Regions from separate parts of the Homo sapiens genome. Here region 1 is linked to region 2. A link is an interaction called in ENCODE POLR2A ChIA-PET data of the cell type or tissue named here. Cell type or tissue: GM12878. All regions are shown on one strand. Each heading gives the region's core, and the rest is flanking DNA. Links, peaks and the distances in the headings are about the cores only.

Region 1 (8,840 bases), core at 2,970-6,969, 2.0 Mb before region 2:
AAAAAAAAAAAAGAAAGAAAACCCAGAAAGGAAAAACACTACATGAGAAAGAACTGGAGGTCTAAATTCTTTAGGAAGAGAGTACATGTGACTATGGCAGGGTGGAGGTGGGGAGGGACAGTCACCCTGAAAATGACTTCAGGGTCTTAGGAGACAAATTCCAGATAGGCAACCTGCCCGAAAAGCTTTGATAAATGACATTTCTGCTAATACCAAATCAAAAGAAAAGATCAGTTTCCCCAGTGAATGAGGCTGAGCGAATCATACATCTGGGCGCTTTGGCATGCCGAGTAAATGAAATCATCCAGAGAGTCTAAAGAGAGTTATGTCTCTGCGGCTGAGGCTTGTTTATGGAAAAATGAGTTTCGGGGCTTGGCTTTGCTTAGGCACAGAGCATTCTGAGCTGTGGGTACACTGGTTATTCTTTACAAAGTAGTTCTTGTCCTCAAGAGCAAGTGTCCTGATTTCAGGCCTCTGCGGGAACTCAAAGTTTGGACCTATCAGTTTTCTTCATTTCCTGTGGGCTAGGCCACCACCCCTGTCGCAAAAAGCAGCTTTTAAAACTGCACCCTCAGTTCACTTGAATGCTGGTGCCTCATCCGAATAAGGAAGCCAAGAAACACACGAAGTGTATATGGGCTGGAAGCACAAAAATGTAGCAAGAAACGATGTGGCTATTTTACAGCATAACTAGCCTCATTCATACTCCCCTCCACACACATAGACATCCCATAAAAGTAGAGTTGCCTCTCCTTTCTTAGAGGTAGACTGAGCTTTTAAGACTCAGAGACTATAGGACAGATTACTTTCCAAGCTTGTTGCTGTGCAAGTTCCTATTCCCATATTATTCTCCAGCAGAAAAAAAACAAATTACTTATTGCCATTTTCTTCATTCATCAAAAGCATTGTGTAAAACTAGGACAAAACTAGGACATAACACTTGATAAGAGCCTTTAATTATGTTTCTTTGTCCCAAGTCTCTGTGGAGAGTTTAGTATTTCCAGAATAAACTTGATGTGATACCAGGGGATATGAACTCTTGTTAATATTTGAGAGAACAAAAGAAAGAATTAAAATTGTATCAGGAATGATGAGAGAAGACATAGTGGGCAGGATTTGGAGTTGTGCGTCAAACATATAATTTGTGGCCCCTTTTTCCCTTCTTGGAAAACTTTTCTACTTTCTCTAAAGTATGCACAGTGAAAGTAACTCTAAGGAGACTTCCACTGGTCTATGCCCATTTCTTTAGTCTCTTTAGGTTTGCAAATAACAGCAAATATTTTTAGGGATGGAAATGAGAAAGAAGGGTGGAAGAGTTTGTGCTGTAGCCACAGAGAGGCTATCAGTGAGAATCACTACTGCTATGGGGGTATTTTGCTGACCTTTATTTTTTATTTATTTATTTTTTTGAGACGGAATCTTGCTCTGTCCCCCAGGCTGGAGTGCAGTGGCCTGATCTCGGCTCACTGCAACCTCTGCCTCCTGGGTTCAAGTGATTCTCCTGCCTCAGCCTCCAAGTAGCTGGGATTACAGTCGCACATGCCACCGTGCCCAGCTAATTTTTTTTATTTTTAGTAGAGACGGAATTTCACCATGTTGGCCAGGCTGGTCTCGAACTCCTGACCTCAGGAGATCCACCCACCTCGGCCTCCCAAAGTGTAGAGATTACAGGTGTGAGCCACTGCGCCCAGCCTGACCTTTCTCTGTTACACTCACCCAGTAATTTATTAGATCACCAAAAGAGAGGACGTGTTTGAGAAGGGGCATAGTTCTCCCTGACTCTGCTTTAAAACACATGAGGGTATGCAAGTAAGTAAACATTTCTCTTGTCCAATAAGGTTCACGGTGTTTGCAGACCCAATGAGTCCTAGCTAGCAGTTGTAGGGAACAAAGCTTATTAGGCTCATCCATGTTTCCTACATGAACTCCAGCTCCTCTCCATACCATCCTTCATTCACTTCACAGATATCTTACTATCACTGCAAGAACTCTCTTTGCAGTTCTTGAAGCACTTTGGGGTTCCAGAGTTTCCTAAAGAAGACAAATGTAGCTAATTAGGAAAATGTTAGCATCCTTGAGACACTAATAAGGTATATGGGGCACAGGAAATATGGTGCACATGGAACAATTCTGCCTGGGTTCAAAGCCCAGCTCTGCCCCTGCCAGCTGTGTCACCTTGCATCTTGTGAGGAATCAGAGATTATTTATACAAAGCGGGTGTTCCAGGGCTAACCCATAGAAGATGTAGGAAATATTCATTTTCTTCCTTCTTTTCCATCCTTTTCCTCCCAACTTTGTGAAATTACCTGGAACTTAAATTCAGGAAGAACGGGTGCCCAAAGGGCATTCTGTCTTGTGTTCCCATGTTCCCACACTGTCAATAGAGGCTGCCCCTCACCACAGTCAGAGGGGACAAAGGAAGAGACCACAGGGGCAGGCTTTCCAGGCTACACAATGTACTTTGCTCCTGGATATGTCTGTTGAAAGTTGGCAGGAGACAGCACAGTGGTGTCCTGAAGGTCAGTCTCAGATGGCTGTCTCATAGAGATGTTTCATAGAGGGTTCCTCTAACTGGCAGCTGCAATTGGTTCCAAATAAATCTGTCTTACACAGAAGTGCAAGCAGCTCACAAGAGGAATAGAAATGAAATAAAATGACCTCCAAGGCACATGGGAGAGGAAGCCAGAGTGTGTGCTGCTTCCAGCCGTGTGTGCTTTGTACTCAGGAGTATCGCAGCAGGGTGGAGGAAGATAAAATCCAGAATTGGGAGAGTCAGGCCAGGGTTGCCCCCTGGGATGAATTATGGCTCTGTATTTCCCAAGGGGGCTGTATTAGGGCACAAGGGACATGTTCCTGCTCTGAGAAATGGAAAAAAAATGGAATAGAAGTAAAAGAGCCCCAAGATACTCTGCAATTATTTTGTGCTCTTGAGTAATTTGAGGGCTCTGAACTTTCTCCATTGTAGATCAAAAGGTTTTAATTAGATATTCTGAGATCCCCTCTTGCACTTCTTTTCTGGAATTCCACGATGCCAAATCTCTGTGTCCCTTATACTAATGAAGAAATGATATCTTATGGATGAGCAAATGTCCTAATTAACAGTTAATATCAGTTGCATAAATAGCTCATTAATAATTTTTAAACCATTAGATTTATCTTACACCCACCCTAAAGGATAGTGAACTTAATTTAACACATTTGATGAAGTTTGGCAGGTCTTGAGGAAGTATTTCAGATTTTACTTTTGGACACTTGACAGTTGAGAGCCATGAATGAGGAAAAAGACAGGTTTTCATGGAAACCCCAGCTCTGCTCCTTCCTCACCACGTGAACTCCAGCAAGTCACTTCACCTCTCTGAGGCTGTATTCATCATCTGTAAAGTGGGACTGATAACGATCCATACCTGATAGTAATGCTATAGGTTAAATGAGAGAAAAATAGACAGCATATAGCACATGACACATAGGAAGTATTCAGTAACTATTAACTGTTAATATCATTATCATCATCATTGCTGCAATCATTTTATCCACCACCAATGCAGTCCCTGCAGAGTCCTAGTTCAGATATTTCTATGGAGATCCGGTAATAGCTCAGGCTTTTGTACCAGGCCCTTGTATCTTCTTGTTCTATAATTCTCACCTAAATGTGCACCAGCTATAGTTTCTATCCCAGGGAGTCCCATATTTGGACGTCCAGCCTGGAATTCTCTCTTAGGTTTCAGAGCTATATACGTAACTGATCTCTGGGATGTTCTACAGACCACTCAAAATCATAGTGTTTTAAAACTGAATTCATTTTCTCCTTGAATCGTCTCTTTTTTGTTTGTTTGTTTGTTTGTTTGTTTGTTTGTTTTTTGAGACGGAGTTTGCTCTTGTTGCCCAGGCTAGAGTGCAATAGCATGATCTCGTCTCACCACAACCTCCGCCTCCCAGGTTCAAGCAATTCTTCTGACTCAGCCTCCGGAGTAGCTGGGATTATAGGCGTGTGCCACCACACCCGGCTAATTTTGTGTTTTTAGTAGAGATAGGGTTTCGCCATGTTGGTCAGGCTGGTCTCAAAATTCTGACCTCAGGTGATCTGCCTGCCTTGGCCTCCCAAAGTTCTGGGATTACAGGCATGAATCACCGCGCCCGGCCTGCATCATCTCTTCTTTGTTGTTTCCTATTCTGGTAAATGTCCTCACCATCAAACCCAGGACCTTAGAGTCACACTTGGGTTCTCAGTTTCCCTCACTTTTTTCCTCTACCCCAACACTAAATCAAGTTCTGTTCATTTGACCTTCTAAAGAACTCTTTATTTCTAGTCCAGTCCAGGCCACTACTATCTCTCTCTCTCTTTTCTAAATTGCCGTAAGAAACTCCTAACTTATTTTTGTACCTCTAATCTTATCCTCCATGTAAAAGCAACAGTAATCTGTCTAAAATTCTTATAGTGATATGTATTGCTCATTCTAATAACTTATTAATAACCACCCCTTGCTCATAGGGTAAAACCCCAGTTCCTTAACTTGGCTTTCGAAATGATTTGTGCACCTCCACAACCTGACCTCTGCCTCTGCACTCTAATCATTTTCAACTTCCTTTGGCTATGAGAAATCCCCAGCTACTCTCTTGCTTCCCAATCTCCAGGCAGCCTGTTCTCTCCTTTTGATGCAAAAGTTTCCATCTGTTTTGTTTTCTTTTTGTTGTCGTTGTTTGTTTTGGTTTGGTTTTGTGTTTTGCACCAAGTAGCTCCTACTTATCCTCAGGTCTTGGCTTCAGTGTCATATTTTGGGACGGCTTCCCTGTCCCTCAAATCTGGTAGAACTGCCACTCCTCTGAGTTCCCATGGTACACATGGCCACTGATGGTACACATACCCCTTTGGATTACGTCTGTCTGTTTACTTCTTTGTCTGTACCAGACCGCCTACTCCATGAAGGCAGAACTCAAGTCTGTCTTGTCTGTCTTTGAGTCCCTCTGCCCCATGCTCATTAAGTATATGGAAGTTGAATAAAGATAGAAAATTTCTCTATTTGTTTCCAAAGACTTTGAGGTTCATCACTTCTTTACAGAGTCTGAGCGTCCCAGTGTTGTGTGGCTGCCATAGTCAAGTGCTTCCCTTTGTGCCCAAGCGAAAAAGAGAAGAAAAGAACTGTGCTGAGGCAGGAGGCCCCACACTTTTGGAACAGTCTACTCTAGCAATGCCTCCTTATCCCCTCCCAAAAGACTGAAAAAGCTAGTAGGGTTTAAAGCCCAGACTTAAATGACATTGAACTATGCCCTATAAGACACCAATTCAGTTACTAGAGGGGTCAAGGTCAAAGTGGAATGTTTTGTGGAAAGAATAGAGATGTCATAAAACTTATAGAGTTGAGGAAATGAGTAGTTTTCTAGGAATTTTAGAATTCTGAAAGAGATTCTTGAATTTCCTGTTCTTCCTCTTCCTTGTCACCTCTTCCCTGCCTTCATACCCTCAGCCATATATGTGGCTATGGCCCACCAATAAGGATACTGGAGAAGTCCTGTCATAGAAACTCACCAAGAGAGCACTTCCACTTCTCCCCTTGGGTCCCTGCTCTAAGTCTTTGCATCTTTGCTCTTCTGGTTTTGTCACCTGGCTTCTGAAAATTCTTTAGGCCAAAAACTCCCTAGAAGCAGGGTTCAAGATGGGAATTCTTATGCACGTGATCTATTCAGGGAGTACTTCCAAGAGAAATCTATAAGAAAGTGAGAGAAATAGGACAGAGAAGGGGAAAAAACTCTAGGCAAAGATGTGGTTTCAGATGAAATCTATCTTTATTCTTCATCCTTACCCTCTGGAGGGTAAACTGTACCACAGAGCCTGCCCTATCTTAAGATGAAGAAATGAATCCTGTGCTGGTGAGTCATTGGATCAGGGCTGCCCCAGGTGGGAACAGAAGGAGTCAGGACACCAACTCCTGACACTACTGGGCTAGGCAGCTCCTGTTGCCCAAGGACACTTCCCTGGATGAGACTGCAGATGTGAGATGTTAGCAAAAGCACCCACAGCTGCTGGTAAGAGGTAAGCAGAGATTTGGCTGGGACTACAGGTCCTTTGTTTTCTGTTGGCAACTCGTTATGACCTTCTTCAGCTACAAGTCCTGGACAAGTGTGTTGTTTCTGGAAACCTCTGGTCAGTCCAGCAGCCTCTTCTCCTTCACACTCCACCCCAACCTTCCATATTTCCTGATATTATAGTTCTTTGTGAATGCTAAAATCATGATTCGTGACCCAACCATGTTCCTTGTCAGAAGCAAGGTGGGAGAAACAAATTAAGATGTTGCCATTACCACTCCCAGCTAGAACCACAAAGCAGAGACATTGCTAAGTATTTGTATTGCACAAAGAGTTATGCCTGACAGCAGTAAAATAGTAAGTTTTTATTAATGGGAGGGAGAAACTTGGTTATGCCCTTCATAAGAGTCTTAACTATGGGAAGAGTGATTGTGTATCCTTATGGAATGGAGAACAGTGGCCTCTGAGCACCTGCTTAGACCAGGTGACTAGTTCCTCATGACTCAATAGGTAAATGAGATGAACTTTGTGTAATCTTTCATGCATACCATTCATGTGATAATGTGGTAAATGGGTGGGGCTATCACCAGACAAATTTTGTTTTACATTCTAGTTTCATAGCTCATCAGCTGTTACAGCTTGGACAAGTTACTCACTTTTTGGAGACTCATTTATAAAACAGAGAGAGTACATACGTTGCAAAGTTGTTATGAAATTAAACACCACCTGGCACATAGTAGGAACTCAATAAATGAAAGTCATCATTCTCAGATTATTTCCTTCTACAGAAATAAAAACTAGAGGGGTGTGGGTGTTCAAGTGGGTATTGAAGTTGGAGTGGCAGAGAGACAGGGTTGGGGGAGAATATGTGCACTAGTGCTCAATTATTATTGTTCTGTTTAAACACCTATTACTTTATGAAATGCAACAATTTTTACATGAAACGTTATGATTATCTATACTTTAAAGAACCAGAGACCAAGAAATAGTTTGTTGTTTTTTTCTCTGTAGAGATCTGTTGATGAATATTAATGACACTCTTTACTCTCCTGCATACTTGCAAAGCTACAGGGAAACCAACTAATGCAAGTTCTAGGTTGAGGCAGTATCTGAGGTTCTTGTTGATCCCATTTCCCGTCCACCTAGCTCTTTCCAGAAAAGCCTATTCCAACATGGAAAACAGATGAAAATATCAGCTCCTTACTGAGCAGAATCAGTCCTGCCTCCTCCGGATTCTGGGGAATGGACTCAGGTCTTGGGTCTCTACATAAACCCCCAAATGCCAAGACATCTAGCTGTCTGCCCTTCAGTTATGATTCATCATAAGACTGACAGACATCCAGTCAATGTTTTTCTACAAATGACCCAGAATCTTCCTCATTCTTTCAGTAGGCAGATTCTACTTCCTTAGTGACTTTTTGTGGGTGTCATTTGAAAACTGGTATTTGTGCCATATGTCACACCAAAATTTCTCTGCTTGCCTGCATTGAGTATATATTTGCTGACAGTCTTGGGAGTTAAAGAAAAAAGGAATACCTGTTCTTAGGTAAAATGGCCCACTAGAACTCTGCTTTCATTCACCCCATTTTCTTTTCTTTTTTTTGATGGAGTCTTGCTCTGTCACCAGGCTGGAGTGCAGTGGTGCGATCTCTACTCACTGCAAGCTCCACCTGCCGGGTTCACGCCATTCTCCTGCTTCAGCCTCCCAAGTAGCTGACACTACAGGCGCCCACCACCACACCCGGCTAATTTTTTTTTTTGTATTTTTAGTAGAGACGGGGTTTCACCGTGTTAGCCAGGATGGTCTCGATCTCCTGACCTCGTGATCCGCCCACCTCGGCCTCCCCATGTCACCCCATTTTCTAAGCTCTTGAGTCCCTGATTCTGTGAATATAAACTATATTATACCTCTCTGATTCTAAAAATGTATATTAGAATATGAGACAGTGTTTGTCAACTATAGGATCTTCTGATACAGATGCTGATTCATTTGCTCTTTTTGTAATGGTTGCCATAATTACCCTAGTTTACGATAGCTTTATTATATAACAGCTTAGAAAAAAAAAGATTGTTTACTCTGGTCTCAGAACTATTCTCAGCAATTTTCATGGACTTACCTCGTTCGGTCCTCACAACTAAATCATGAGGTAGAAAACTGCTATTATACCTGTTTTACAGCTGATAAAGCTATAGTGTAGAGGTTTAAATCACTTGCTCAAAGTCAAACAGTAAAAAGGGGAGCTGACATTTGATCATGGGGCCAACTGATTCTGGCACATACATTCTTAGCACTTGTACCTTACAGAATGTCAATTGTGAGTGAATTCTATTAACTTTCTCTTCAAAGGCAAGAACACTCTCCAGCTCTAAACGTTTGAGACATACACTTTTTTCTTTTTCTTTTTTTTTTTTTTTGAGATGGAGTCTTGCTTTGTCACCCAGTCTGGAGTGTAGTGGTGTGATCTTGGCTCACTGCAATCTCCACCTCTTGGGTTCAAGCAATTCTGTCACCTCAGCCTCCCGAGTAGCTGGGATTACAGGCGCACGCCACCATGCCTGGTTAATTTTTGTATTTTTTTTAGTAGAGGCGGCCTTGTTGGCCAGGCTGGTCTCAAACTCCTGACCCAGACATACACTTTCTAAAAGTTAAATGAATTAAATTCCAGTCAAGTTTAGACATGTGGTATAATGGAACAGCTGAGCTATGTAAATAGAGTATTGTGAGTTACATTTCTTTGAATACCTACTGTATTAGTCTGTTAGCGCTGCCATAACAAAATATCAACTGGATGGCTTAAACAACAGAAATTTGCTTTCTT
Region 2 (8,840 bases), core at 3,394-7,393:
CATTACTGCTTTGAACAATAAAATTATGCCAGATTACAAAACAGCTATTAATACAGGGATGATATTTTCTCATGCTTACCGATGATTTTACTTTTGTGGTATCAACTCTCTCATAAAATGGAGTGCAATACACAATCAGTATAAGGAGACTCAGAAGAAAGGCACTGCAGCTTACAAACTCAAAAAAATAAAGTCCTCCACATAAAGTACATTGTGATACAACTTCTTCACAGATGAAGGCCAGCAGAGACAGCAACTACAAATGAAGCAAAACATTTTACTTAAGTGTTTTTTCAGAGAATCTACAGTATTTAGAAAGCTGTTTCTGAATAATACGTTTACTCAAATATTTACAATGAGGAGACTATGGCAAACAAGATTAATGAATAAACCTTATCTACACAGAACTTACAGTTTGGCCGCCTTGAAGGAAATACAGGTAAATAAAGAATTAATTAACCTATCGTGTACTAATGCCAGCAAAGGGGAAATATATAATATTGTTATAAAAGCACACAGGAGAGACGCTCAACTGCGGGGTCAGGAAAGGCTTCCTGAAGGAGAAAGCTGAGACCTGAAGAACAGAGTCAGTTTGGGGGATGAAAGATTAAGGAAAGAAATTCCCAGCAGAGAAGCAGTATATAGAAAGGCCAGAAATGAGGGAGCATGGCACCTGCCCTCTGACCCAACATACAGACAACACACACCCCGACCTCCAACTTAACTGTCAAAGTGAGTCAAATCAACATGGCTTAAGTATAGAGTTTAAGGGAAGAGAATGGCAGCACAAAAATTAGTATATGAGGCTAGAGAGGTAAGCTGAGGCCAGATCTAAATGTCCTCGTTAATTAAGAGTCTGGATTTTAAAGTAAAGGTTGACAATGATCAGGTGTATGCTTTCAGTAGTTCTCACTGGCTACAATATGGAGAAGGGACCAGAGGTAAGGCAAACCTTGGGGCGGACATCCAACTGGGAAGCTGATGTAGGAAATCAGGGCAAATAATAGCGACTAGGGAGCAGCAATAGAGAAGAGTGGCAATCACTGAGAGATGCAGCAGAAGCTCTTATCAGACAAGATGCAAAAGCTCATATCAGACAAGATGCATACAAATAATATGGAACACAAGATAACACATGTGTACCTTAAACATTTTAACTTAAAAACGCACATTTATTAACAATCTGCTGAAGTGAGTATTTTCTTTATGGGTCTACTGACGAATTCCACATGTTTTCTGCATTAATCACTTTCATCATCTATGGACTACTACTTCCAGACTGATGTTATCTGAAGTGAAGTGAGATCTTAAACACTTGAGAAACAGAGTTCAGAATCTTTCTAGAGTCAGACTATTTTACCAGCCTTTTACAGTTGCCTTGCTCTTCCTTAATTCCATGGCAGATAAATCTTGTAGTAAGTTATCTTTCAGTCTTTCCAAAGCATTCAATTTAGTTTTAAAGAAACAATTCATTTTAACACTCAGTTTCAGCTTTGTAATATTTAACTGTATGGCCATAAAAGTATAGTTAGCATAAACCAGTATGGGAACAACACAACTCAACTGATGACAGAAGCAAGAGTTCTAGAGTGCTAATGAGATGCCTACTGGCCATGGCAGGCTGTGGGTGACTGGTGTGAGGTCAGGATGCTTGGTATGGTGAGTGGAGAATGTTAACTCTGGTTAAATTGGCAACTCAATTACACGCAAGTGGGTTTTAACTACTTCCAACTGCTGTATATGTGGTACTAACATACTGGTCCTCACTGAAAAAAGAGTCAGGTTTTTTTCTTTTTAAAAGGCAAGGGTGCTAGGGAGAGAAGAAATTCAGTTTTAAATATGCTGTGATTGAGGAGGTCTGTGGAAGAGTTTGGTGAAGATGTAGTTGGAAAGCAAATGAATATAAGGTCTGGAGCTCAAAGGAGAGGTCTAAGATGCAGATAAAGATGTGGGAGCTGGCAGAGTGGGAGGGTGAGATGACTCAAATGAGGAAAGATAGCCTTATGTGGAAATCTGAGGAATCTGAAGATTTACGGGATATGCAGAGGGGAAGAAACCAGCAAAGGACAACTAGCAGCAGCAATCAAAGGGGTAGTAAACAAGAAAAAAGTATTTACACACACATGCACAAACACACAAGTAATCAAGAGTGCTAAATGCTACTTAAAGGTCAAGTAAGAACAACACTGAAACACCTACCTTAGACTGAGCTATAAGAAGGTTGCCAGTGACATTAGCAAGAAAAGTTCCAGGGTAGTCAGGGAGAGAAGCTCGATTACAATACTGTATATTGGGAAGTAAGGGGAGGGTAAGGCAGTGAAGGAGAGACAGCATAGGCAATAAGTGTGGCTGGGAAAGAATGGCCAGATAGGGCAGTAGTGGATGAGGTCAAAGAGAAGGGAATTTCAACATGGGAGAACTGAGCATGTTTAAATACTTAGGCAGAAACCAGTAAGATGGGTGGGTCTAAAGACATAGGTAGAAAAATGGCTCTCTAAAGATAGGATTCAGGGCTCAGGTTTGGGGCTAACTCTTCTCTAGAAATAGAAGGGAAGAGAGTGAAGAAGAGTATTTTGCTTGGGCAGTTTGTGTGGGTTTTGTGGAAGCTGAGGGAATTTCCTGCTGAGGGCCGAAACCATCAAAATGACTGATGACCTAAGTCAGAGGCTAAAGGGAATTCCCTTCTCACTCCAGTCAGGCCAGTAGAAGCAACCAGACAGGTTAATGGCAACAAGATTGCTACCAAAATCAACAGATACATTTCATAGTAATAGTAAATATCTTATCCTACAAAACATTTTCATTAAAAAGGGACAAACAACAGTTCAGCGGTTTCTTTAAAAACTAAGCATATATCTACCATATGACCCAGAAATAGAACTCTTGGGCAACTATCTCAGAGAAATGAAAACTTAACATTTGTACAAAAACCGGTACGTGAATGTTTATAACAATTTTATTCATAGTAGCCCCAAACTAGAAACATTCCAGATGTCCAATGGTTAAAACAAACTGTGGTACATCCATACCATGGAATATTAGCAATAAAAAGGAGCAAACTTGATATATGTAATGTCCTAGATGAATCTCCAGAGAATTATTCAAAGGAAAAAAAAAATCCAATCTCAAAAGGTTACATATTGCATGATTCCATTCATAGCCCATTCTTAGAATAATAAAAATAATAATGATGGCTAACAAATTAGTGGCAGCCAAGAGAAAGGGGAAAGGTGTGGCTACAAAGGGGTAGCACAGGGAAGCCTCTGCTGATGGCACAGTTCTGTGTCTTGATTGTGGTGGTAATTATAGAAAGCTATCCACATGGTAAAATTACATAGAATTACACACACATGCACATACAAATGTGGGACCTCCCTGTACTTTTTTTTTTTGCAATTCCTGTGAATCTATAATAATTTCAAAATAAAAAGTTAAAAAATAGTAATTCAAATCTATACTGGTATCCAAACCTTTAAGGGATTTCCTCTCCCTTCTACTGGCTATACAAAATGTATACATCCCCACAACTGCAAAGAATTTATATAAAAGAAAAAAAATAGTCTAATTGTAACATGAATGGTTACATTCTCTGATTTCCTGTAAGTTAGTGAAGCATGAAATAGCCCAGCATGTCCCAAACAACTTCCTTCAGACAGGTGTTAGGTAAGGCATTCCCAATCATTACACCACAGGATATAAAGTGACAACACCAAGATAAATCCCAGAGGGCCACTGTGTAAAGATACTTCCTTAGTCTCCTATAATCATACTTACAGGATGAGTTCTAACATGACTATAGTCTAATAAAATACTAAATATCTAACATTTCACTTGCCTTTTTCTTGCCTCTATGTTAAATCTTGTCCAAGTTTTAAAAGTTTCTCTCTGAGAAATTTACAAAATATACCTCGGTTGTATAAAAGTCAATTAACTGAGAGAAGATACCAGCCTAAAACTCTAATTAGGGTCTGGGAATAGCTGAACCACTCATTTTACAATTAGACTATTAGGCACACTCATGTGTGAAGGCTATATGGCAATAAAAGGTTATCTGTAGGACAGACATAGGCTGCTTGTCTACTTTCAGTAAAAAAAGACAGGATCCAGCTTGTCCAGAAGCAGTCAGTCTCAAGTCATTACAAGTCCTATTCCAAACGTATTAACAGGTGGCATTCCTACTGACCTTACTGACCTATTGCCTCAGAGCAATAGCAGGAAGCAGGTTCTGCCTGGACATCTTAAGAGAATCAAGGAGTACAATATTAAGTATGGACATCTGGCAGGGCACAGTGGCTCACACCTGTAATCCCAGCACTCTGGGAGGCCAAGGCGGGCAGATCACTTGAGGCCTTCTGGCCAACCTGGTTCAAGACCAGCCTGGCCAACATGGCAAAACCCCATCTCTACTAAAAATAGAAAAATTAGCTGGGCATGGTGGCGCATGCCTGTAATCCCAGCTACTTGGGTGGCTGAAGCATGAGAATTGCTTGAACCCAGGAGGCAGAGGTTCCAGTGAGCCAAGATGGCGCTACTACACTCCAGCCTGGGTGACAAAGCGAGACTATCTCAAAAAAAAAAAAAAAAAAAGTGTGGACATTTACTAGCTCCCATCTCAAGTTAAAGGCCAACAAATTGGCACTACAAGCTATAGTCAATATGAAATTCTGTCGGCCAGATGCGATGGCTCACATCTGTAATCCCAGCACTTTAGGAAGCCAAGGCGGGAGGATTGCTTGGACTCAGGAGTTTGAGACCAGCCTGGGCAACATGGTGAAACCCCATCTCTACCAAAAAAAAAAGAAAAAAAATTCTCTGCCTACCCATCTCTGAGGCTACTAACCTTTGTAAGCTCCCACAGCATTATGCAATTGCTAGCTCAAAGTGTACTTGAACTAGCAACACTCCAACACTGTTCTACGTATAGGAAGATACAAATGATGGAGTAATAAGCTCAATGTACAAGAAACAATAATAACAATATATTTTATACCACATTAACTGAGCATTCATTATATGTAGGTTAGAAAATCTCAAGAAAATGTTCGAAGGAGCCGGAGAAGGATGAGTGGAAAAGCAGGACTCAAACCAGGCAGAGACACAAACAGAACCTGGATAGACAGAGGACATTCTAATTCTAGGTGGAGGATGAAAAAGAACATATTCATAAGGGCAAGAATTTGCATAGTAAATCCAAAAATGATAATAAGGCAACTGACCTAACTGGATGGGGATGAAGAAAAAAATGGTTTAGGAGTTGGGTGTGGTTGTGTGATGATCATGCAAGGGAATATGGATGTTTAGATGAAGGCAGGAGGGAACACCTGTCTGGTTTAGTAGGTTAGAAAACAGGAGGAACAGAGGATTGGGTGGGGCCTAAAGGAATTCTACAGTTCCGAGTGTAGGAGGGAAAAGAGCAACTAACTTCTTATCAGCAAGCCACAGGAAGTGTTTTTAAAAAAAGAAAACTCCTACACCGGGCGCGGTGGCTCACGCCTGTAATCCCAGCACTCTGGGAGGCCGAGGTGGGCGGATCACGAGGTCAGGAGATCAAGACCATCCTGGCTAACATGGTGAAACCCCGTCTCTACTAAAAATACAAAAAAAATTAGCCGGGCGTGGTGGCGGGCGCCTGTAGTCCCAGCTACTCGGGAGGCTGAGGCAGGAGAATGGCGTAAACCCAGGAGGCAGAGCTTTCAGTGAGCCGAGATCGCACCACTGCACTCCAGCCTGGGCAACAGCGAGACTCTGTCTCAAAAAAAAAAAAAAAAAAGAAAGAAAAAACTCCTTAAAAAGCAGCAAGTAAACATACTCCAAACTGTTACTCATACCGTGACACCTGGTAGTGTGAGGGGTGGGAAAGTGGTTTTATTTTAATATTTTTAGTTGATTTTTTTTTTTTTGGTAAGCAGACACTTTCTTGTATTAAAAAGAAAAAAGTGTAAAAGTTGGCCGGGCGCGGTGGCTCACGCCTGTAATCCCAGCACTTTGGGAGGCCAAGGCGGGTGGATCACGAGGTCAGGAATTTGAGACCAGCCTGGCCAACATAATGAAACCCCGTCTCTATCAAAAATACAAAAATTAGCCGGGCATGGTGGTGCACGCCTGTAGTCCCAGCTACTCAGGAGGCTGAGGCAGGAGAATTGCTTGAACCTGGGAGGCAGAGGTTGCAATGAGCCGAGACTGCACCACTGCACTCCAGCTTGGGTGACAGAGCGAGGCTTCGTCTCAAAAAAAAAAAAAAAAAGTGTAAAAGCTGAAGGAACAATTTCGAGAAATGAGTGGTCACCAGCATTAAATGCCAAAGTGGTCAAAAATAGGAAGAGAGAAAAAATGTCACTGAATTAGCTAAGAAATTCATGGTAAACATAACCCATAAGTAAAAAGGCTCAATTATTATTTTTTGGTAAACAGTTTTGTTCTTAATAGCATGAAGTCATCATACTAAATATTGCTTACTGAATATTAAGCTAAGTACTTAACAACTGTATACCCAATGTAACTCCTTCTAATGACATAAAATTTTACCCAAATATAATTAAGAGAATTATCAAGCTTTTAATGTCAGGAGGGCCCTTAGCGGATATAGTCTCCCACTCCCACGTTTACAAAGATGGAATTAAGCTACTGACAGGTTAAGCCCCAAGTTAGCTCGGCACAGACAAGAACCCAAGTCTCTGACTCCCACTCTGTACTTCCTCTCTCCCCATGAAATACTGTTTGTTAAATTCCTTTTACGAGTATGTATGTTTGTGTAGGTCTTCCCTGTAAGACTGGCTTTTTGAAGTTAAACCCACAGTTCTGTATATTTCCTTTAATGTATTAAATCATACATTAAAAACAATTTGCTAACATCAACAGATTTGGGAAGTCTCAGTGACTAAAACATGATCTTACAGTTCTGGTGATTTAAACACTGGATAATTACTATCCTGCCTCTATCTCTCCATTTCAGTTTCACTACCCCTTCTTTTTTTTTTTTTTTTTTCTGAGATGGAGTCTCGCTCTGTTGCCAGGCTGGAGTGCAGTGGCACGATCTTGGCTCACTGCAATCTCCACCTCCTGCCTCAGCCTCCTGAGTAGCTGGGATTACAGGTGCACGCCACAATACCCAGCTAATTTTTGTATTTTTAGTAGAGACGGGGTTTCACCATGTTGGCCAGGATGGTCTCTATCTCCTGACCTTGTGATCCGCTCACCTCGGCCTCCCAAAGTGCTGGGATTACAGGCATGAGCCACCGCACCCGGCCTCAGTTTCACTACCTTTTCTGAAATTTCAAGTGTTCCTTAAAACGGTCACTATATTAAATACGAATTCTCCATTAATTTAACAGTCTACTACTTATATTTTATAAAAAGAACTTTTAAATGTTTGCCATTAATTATAAAGCTCCATCTACAAAATGATATGAATTATAAATTAATGAACTTTACTATTAAAAACTTTGTAGTTATAAGTAAAGTTCAAATTTAAAAATCCATTGGTCTGAAGAAACAGGCCAGGCCTCCCTTGCCTTAGGCAAATATTTACTCTTACAAAGGTTCAGATATAATTTGCTGACATTACGGGATCTTCCTCAAGGTAAAAATAGAACATTTCAATTTACTATACATCAGTTTTCATATTTAAATAATGAAAAGAGCATCAATATAAGAAATGCTTCCAAGTAATCTGTTTCTTGGTACTTATAGGGTAACATTATTTATAATGTAATATATTGAAAAATCACTGGCGATTTCTAAAACTGCTTGCCAGATGAGCGACTAGAATTCCAGTACTGTGCAGCTATCAGGATAGTCAACTGACAGCATGGATACAATGTGGAGCTTGTTGCACAGAAAATTCCACATATTTAGGTCACTGCACCAGCGTATCAGCAAGCAATTAGGTTACCAAACGTCAATTCTCCCCTTAAAACAAAAACTCCCTCAAAAACATTCACAAAATAAAACATGAACATGTGGACAAATCTAAGGATAGTATAAACTGAAAAACTGCATAAAGTTAGGACTCCAGTAACTCCTTACACTAAATTCTCAACTGAGTATTTCTTCTTAAGCTCTGGAAGGGTGGATGGTAGTTGGGGGATGCTTAGGGTTTTAACAAAACTTAGGTCATATCTAAATGGCAGACACAGCTATGTTAACTTCAAGAGATAGAGAAGTTACGTTCTTTTATCTCTAATCTCCTCTGTGTACAGGCTCCACTCTCTATCCCTTCAATATTCAATTCAGTTCTGTAATAGCAAACCCCATGGAGCCTCAGAGGTTTGAAAAAAAAAAAAAAACCTTAAGAGTGCAAAGAACCTCAGAGGTAATTCAATTCAACCTCCGAAGACTCTAATGTAAGAATTTCCTAAGTATATACACAATGTCTGGTTTTTAAGTTTTAGAGCAGGCTTTTCTCTTGTAGGATCTTTGAGATTCTGTTAAGATTTATGGGTCCAGAATAATATACTCAAACATATAAGTGTACAATATTTTGAATAAAATTTCACAGGGTTTGCAGGTCCCTTGTTAAAACACCTCCTCTTCTGATTACGGGTTTCTCCATTACAGTTGTTTCCTTACTGGAGCTCGCAATTCTGTTTAGTTTTTTAAAAAAATTAAACATTTAAAGTAAAACAACCAATCTATCTAAAGGAAGAATTTGAGTTAAGGCAAAGACCTTGCCTATAGCCCCAGGCTGGAAGACAACTTTTACCGACTTCATATGTAACCTTCTTGGGACTTGCTGGATAATTCCTGTAATATACTGTTACTGTGAAGAGATAAGACATTATCAAAACAAACAAAGGAACAAAAAGACAACCATCAAAGTGAAAGGCAGTAATGAAAAAGTA

The links. Peaks named below come from ENCODE experiments on the same cell type or tissue, not always from the same donor. Only the 100,000 strongest peaks of a DNase experiment are listed, where the experiment ranks them.
Region 1: POLR2A ChIA-PET joins it to region 2 with 8 read pairs; 1 of 35 experiments calls an interaction of 5 or more read pairs at or near these places.

The regions. Positions count from the first base shown.
Region 1 is chr3:30,496,315-30,505,154 of GRCh38, forward strand. No RefSeq gene overlaps it. Among named protein-coding and RNA genes, the nearest start is that of LINC01985, 18 kb to the right of the region's middle. RefSeq lists an enhancer at 4,556-4,605. In GM12878, for the core only: no CTCF peak of the experiment used is centred there; DNase peaks (open chromatin) are centred at 4,557 and 6,577; H3K4me3 peaks cover 349 bases; H3K27ac peaks cover 339 bases.
Region 2 is chr3:32,491,631-32,500,470 of GRCh38, forward strand. CMTM6 (CKLF like MARVEL transmembrane domain containing 6) reads right to left here. Exons shown (of 4, transcript NM_017801.3): 2 at 80-256. Among named protein-coding and RNA genes, the nearest start is that of CMTM6, 6.8 kb to the right of the region's middle. In GM12878, for the core only: no CTCF peak of the experiment used is centred there; no DNase peak of the experiment used is centred there; H3K4me3 peaks cover 463 bases.